Linked DNA regions of Homo sapiens: region 1 is linked to region 2. Evidence: read pairs that join two places in POLR2A ChIA-PET (ENCODE). Cell type or tissue: Panc1. All regions are shown on one strand. Each heading gives the region's core, and the rest is flanking DNA. Links, peaks and the distances in the headings are about the cores only. Region 1 overlaps CA6 (carbonic anhydrase 6). Region 2 overlaps LINC03153 (long intergenic non-protein coding RNA 3153).

The links. ChIA-PET counts read pairs that join two places held together with the same protein. Peaks named below come from ENCODE experiments on the same cell type or tissue, not always from the same donor. Only the 100,000 strongest peaks of a DNase experiment are listed, where the experiment ranks them.
Region 1: POLR2A ChIA-PET joins it to region 2 with 12 read pairs; 13 of 35 experiments call an interaction of 5 or more read pairs at or near these places.

Annotation. Positions count from the first base shown.
Region 1 is chr1:8,967,520-8,970,432 of GRCh38, reverse strand. CA6 (carbonic anhydrase 6) reads right to left here. Exons shown (of 8, transcript NM_001215.4): 6 at 2,617-2,774. Among named protein-coding and RNA genes, the nearest start is that of CA6, 23 kb to the right of the region's middle. In Panc1, for the core only: no CTCF peak of the experiment used is centred there; no DNase peak of the experiment used is centred there.
Region 2 is chr1:8,911,496-8,914,408 of GRCh38, reverse strand. The region is part of intron 1 of LINC03153 (long intergenic non-protein coding RNA 3153); the gene reads left to right. Among named protein-coding and RNA genes, the nearest start is that of LINC03153, 14 kb to the left of the region's middle. In Panc1, for the core only: no CTCF peak of the experiment used is centred there; no DNase peak of the experiment used is centred there; H3K27ac peaks cover 450 bases.

The DNA.
Region 1 (2,913 bases), core at 225-2,724, 56 kb before region 2:
GGGGAGGTTCTGGGTGCTGTGTCTCAGGCATTATTCCAGAACTAATCTATCCGTGCATTCTTCCAACAGGTATCTGCACACAAGCTCTCTTTTCAGCTTTTTATATGAGTATTTGTCCAGTAGTAGAAAGGAGAGAAAGAAGAAGCAGAAATATATCAAGTGGCAAACTCAATTTTTGTTTTTCTGAAAATGTCAGGTTTTTCTCTTTTTTTTTTTTTTTTTTTTTTGAGACCAGAGTCTCGCTCTGTCGCCAGGCTGGAGTGCAGTGACGCGATTGCGGCTCACTGCAACCTCCACCTCCCGGGTTCAAGTTATTCTCTCCTGCCTCAGCCTCCTGACTAGCTGGGACTACAGGCACCCACCCACACACCCAGATAATTTTTATATTTTTAGTAGAGATGGGGTTTCACCATGTGGGCCAGGCTGGTCTCAAACTCCTCAGGCCATTCGCCCACTCAGCCTCCCATAGTGCTGGAATTACAGGTATGAACCACCTCACCTGACCTGAAAATGTCTGTATTTTGTCTATATCCTTGAAAGGCATCTTTGCTGCACATACAATTCTATATTGGCTATTTTTTTTCCCTCGGCACTTTGAAATTATGTTTCCACTCCCTTCTGACTTTCACTGTGGCTGTTAAATCAACTCTCTGTCTAATAATACTCTTTTCATGATAATCTGTCTTTTCTTTCTGGCTAATTTTTAAATAGTTTCTTTGTCTTTGATGATTTCAATGTGATGCGTTTACTGCAGGATGTTGTGTATACACACACACACATATCTACACACCCAGAGAGAGAGAGAGACAGAGAGAGAAACTAATTGGCATTCTTGAATATATGACTTGGTATCTCTTCCTGAAAATTGTCAGCCAATATTTTGTCAAATCATGCCTCTTCCCTACTCTGCCTCTCTTCTCCTTCTAGGATTTTGATTAGACATTTACTAGACCTTTCCAGTACACAATGTCTCTTCACTTCTTTTCATAGTTCCATCTCCTTTTCTCTGTGCTGCATTCTAGATAATGTTATTGGCTGTCTCCAATTTACTAATTCTCTCTCAAACTGTATCTAACATGCGTTAAACCCATTCATTGGGTTTTTGTTTTTGTTTTTTTGAGATGGAGTCTTGCCCTGTTGCCCAGGCTGGAGTGCAATGGCATGATCTCAGCTCACTGCAACATCCGCCTCCTGGGTTCAAGCGATTCTCCTGCCTCAGCCTCCTGAGTGGCTGGGATTATAGGTTCACACCACTATGCCCGGCTAATTTTTTGTATCTTTAGTAGAGACAGGGTTTCACCATGTTGGCCAGGCTGGTCTCGAACCCCTGACCTCGTGATCCACCCGCTTTGGCGTCCCAAAGTGCTGGGATTACAGGCTTGAGCCACCGTGCCCAGCAAACTTTTTTTTTTTTTGAGACAGGGTTTTGCTCTGTTGCCCAGGCTGGAGTGCAGTAGTGCAATCTTGGCTCACTGCAACCTCCACGTCCCAGGTTCAAGTGATTCTTCCACCTCAGCCTCTGGGGTAGCTGGGATTACAAGCGCCCCACCACCACGACTGGCTAATTTTTTGTACTTTTAGTAGAGACGGGGTTCCACCATGTTGGCCAGGCTGATCTCAAACTCCTGACCTCAGGTGATCCACCCACTTTGGCCTCCCAAAGTGCTGGGATTACAGGCATGAGACACCACAACTGGCCTGGATTATTAATTTTTGATACTATTTTTCCATTTCTAGAAATTCTATTTGAGTTTTTGTCCCAAGTCTGGATGTCCATTTTTATACTTTTTTGCTCTTTTCTCATATTTAAACCTTTTATTTCTTTATACATGTTAAACATTCTTATGTCATATTAATTGTCTGATAATTCCACTAACTGAAGTCTTTGTAGGTCTGATTCTGCTGGTTCTCATCTATAATGTCTTTTTTTCTCATATGTTTTGTATTTTTTTTTCTTAATTGAGCTAATTTCAAGTAACTTTATTTGTGAAAATTCTTCTAGGTCTGGATTTAAGGTCATTTTCCCAGAGATAATTTACCATTTGCTTTTGTCAGGTGTCTGGGGGCACTTCTAGCCTGACTGGCAACATTTTGGAGTGTGAGTGTCCTTGAGCAGGGGTCTTTTCCACCTTTTTCTAAGGAAATGAAAAGTTTAAGAAAAGGAGATGGCCGGGTGCAGTGGCTCACACCTGTAATCCCAGCACTTTGGGAGGCTGAGACAGGCAGACTGCTTGAACCTGGGAGTTTGAGACCTGCCTGGGCAACATAATAAAACCCTGTCCCTACTAAAAATAAAAACTAGCCGGGCGTGGTGGCACACTCCTGGAGTCCCAGCTACTCGGGAGGCTGAGGCAGGAGAATTGCTTGAACCTGGGAGGCGGAGGTTGCAGTGAGCTGAGATCGTGCCACTGCACTCCAGCCCAGGTGACAGAGCGAGACTCTGTCTCACAAAAAAAAAAAAAAAAAAAAGGTTGGCTAGACGAGGCACAGTAGCCCTGCACACAGAAAATACTGTAGGACCCCTTAGTTGTTGACGTTCGTTGAGATGCTGGGGAGAACCCTTGTTAACCAGGCAATCGAATGGGAAGACTTCGGCAAAGTGATACCATACATTACCTGTGTCCTGGAGAGCTTGACAAAATCTGCCAGCACAAACCAGTGGACGTTCTCAGTGCAGGGAGGCGTGGTGAGTGAGCCATGGTAGGTGTAGTAGTGCTGGAGGTTCCTGGGCAGCATGTCCTGAACGTCAAGGCCAGTCAGGGTTGTTCTTTGTCCTGACCAAGAAGACAGAAGGTAACAGAATGTCAGGGACCAGCGCTGCCCCTCGGGAGGACAGCTCAGGCCCAGGCCTCGCCAGGTTCCAATCTCTTGAGTTCAGCAGAACATAGAAGCTGATGATTAAGAAACAATTTC
Region 2 (2,913 bases), core at 265-2,764:
GCAAAAAGAGCTGGGCGCAGTGGCTCACGCCTGTAATCCCAGCACTTTGGGAGGCCGAGGTGGGTGGATCAGCTGAGGTCAAGAGTTCGAGACCAGCCTGACCAACATGGTGAAACCCCATCTCTATTAAAAATACAAAAATTAGCCCGGCGTGGTGGCACGCACCTGCAATCCCAGCTACTCGGGAGGCTGAGGCAGGAGAATCACTTGAACCCGGGCGGCGGAGGTTGCAGTGAGCCGAGATCACACCACTGCACTCCAGCCTGGGCGACTGAGTGAGACTCCGTCTCAAAAAAAAGAAAAAATAAAATTAAAAGTGAAAAGAAACAGAGATGCAAAGGCCCAGACCTCATGTCTCAATTTGGGACCAGAGCTTCATTGCAGAAACGGCCTCAGTTCCAGCAACACTGGGTTCTCCCTCTGCCAGGTCCTGCCTTCCTCACTACCTGGGGGAGTCTTTTCCGAGAAAGACACCCCCAGGCACCCTCTGTAGAGTGTTTCACGGGACACCAGGACTCAGCTCAGTTTAGGAAGTTCTCCCTCTATGGGGTGAGCCTCTGCAGTGTGCAACACCATCTCCCTACCACGTAGGTAACGCGCAGGAGAGGAGCATGCTCGGAGGGAAACCAGAAGGGTTATTTCTCAGGTGGAAACCAGTCTCACTCCACGTGTTTGCCAAAGCCAGAATGGGGCTCTGCAGTCCTGACGCTTTGGTCTTTAGAAGGTAGACAATATGAGCTCACTAAGAAAACAAACCAGGGAGTAAGTTATCTGCACTTTTTAGCAAACACGCACACGGTCAGGTGCAATGAATGGCTCACTGCTCTTGGCCAACCTGTTAAATTCCAGGATTTGGGGAGGCTGATGGGAGGATTGCTTGAGGCCAAGAGTTTGAGGCTGCCATGAGCCATGATTATGCCACTGCACTACAGCCCGGGCAACAGAGCAAGACCCTGACTCAAATTTTAAAAACTTTTTAAAGAAAAGAAAACACACCCACACCCACCCACCCCCGCACAAACACACACACACACACACAGCAATCAGTAAGAATAACACTGGGATGGCCGGGCGCATTGGCTCACACCTGTAATCCCAGCACTTTGGAAGGCCGAGGATGGCGGATCACTTGAGACCAGGAGGTTGAGACCAGCCTGGCCAAAATGGTGAAATCCCATCTAATTTTTGTCACCCCATTTAATCTTTGTAAACATACAAAAATTAGCCAGGTGTGGTAGCACACACCTGTAGTCCCAGCTACTCGGGAGGCTGAGGTAGGAGAATCGCTGGAACCTGGGAGACGAAGGTTGTGGTGAGCCGAGATCGCGCTCCTGCACTTCAGCCTGGGCGAAAGAGCGATACTCAGTCTCAAAAAAAAAAAAAAGAAGAAGAAGAAAAAAGAAGAACACTGGGATGATTTCTGAGGAGTTTCCCATGTAGTAAAATGTAGTTTTAAAATACTCAGTGAGAATAGCAAGAATCTTCTAGAGACCTTAATCACCCTGGGTCTTTGGGCCACTTTCTTTTTTTTTTTTTTTTTTTCAGAGTAAAGTGAATGCAAGTTTATTAGAGGAGAAACAAAAGCTACTCCATAGAGCAGCCCCAAGGGCTACTGGTTGGTTATTTTTTTTTTTTTTTAATTGATCATTCTTGGGTGTTTCTCACAGAGGGGGATTTGGCAGGGTCATAGGACAATAGTGGAGGGAAGGTCAGCAGATAAACAAGTGAACAAAGGTCTCTGGTTTTCCTAGGCAGAGGACCCTGCGGCCTTCCGCAGTGTTTGTGTCCCTGGGTACTTGAGATTAGGGAGTGGTGATGACTCTCAACGAGCACGCTGCCTTCAAGCATCTGTTTAACAAAGCACATCTTGCACCGCCCTTAATCCATTTAACTCTGAGTGGACACAGCACATGTTTCAGAGAGCACAGGGTTGGGGGTAAGGTCACAGATCAACAGGATCCCAAGGCCGAAGAATTTTTCTTAGTACAGAACAAAATGAAAAGTTTCCCATGTCTACTTCTTTCTACACAGACACGGCAACCATCCAATTTCTCAGTCTTTTCCCCACCTTTCCCCCCTTTCTATTCCACAAAACCGCCATTGTCATCATGGCCCGTTCTCAATGAGCTGTTGGGTACACCTCCCAGACGGGGTGGCGGCCGGGCAGAGGGGCTCCTCACTTCCCAGTAGGGGCGGCCGGGCAGAGGCGCCCCTCACCTCCCGGACGGGGCGGCTGTCGGCCACTTTCAATCAGCCCAACCTCAGAGATGACAACAACAAAGTTGGCCAACCAGTGGACCAGGGTCCCCTGGGGGTCACCCCTGACACAGTCTCCCATCCACTGCAGTCCCCTGAGTTGGCACTGCCTGCCTCCCAGATGGTGGACTCACTCAAGACACCCGAGCTCATATAAAACCTACCCAAGGGGCCCTCCAGGGCAGGCAAAGACATTACTGCACAGTTTGGGGAGGTTTTTGTTGTTTTTTTGTTGTTGTTGTTGTTGCTTTTTTTACTGCCCAGTCTTTAGAGACCCCTCCCTGGGAGACTGAGATGGTTAATTAATCAAAACAACGCTATTCACAAGTTTTGAACTTCCTGTTCGGCCACTGTCCAGTTGATTCCTGCACACTCGATTCACCTCTCAGAGTCCTTCGGGTTGAATTATGTAAGCCTTTTTCTAAATAATCAAAGGAACTTGTGGAAGCATGCCCTGGCCAGCCCTTAGCACCCCACTGGGGAAGGCAATGTAAAAAGAGACTGAAGAGAGTGGAGTGCTTGTATTTACCTCTGGAGCCCTTGGGCCACTCTGACTAACAAAAGAACTCCTCCCAAAACAAACCCTTCCCCTTAAAAAAGGGAAAGAAGAGTGGATCCTCCCAGCCCCTCTAGGGGGTCTACCTAGATTGTGGTTCT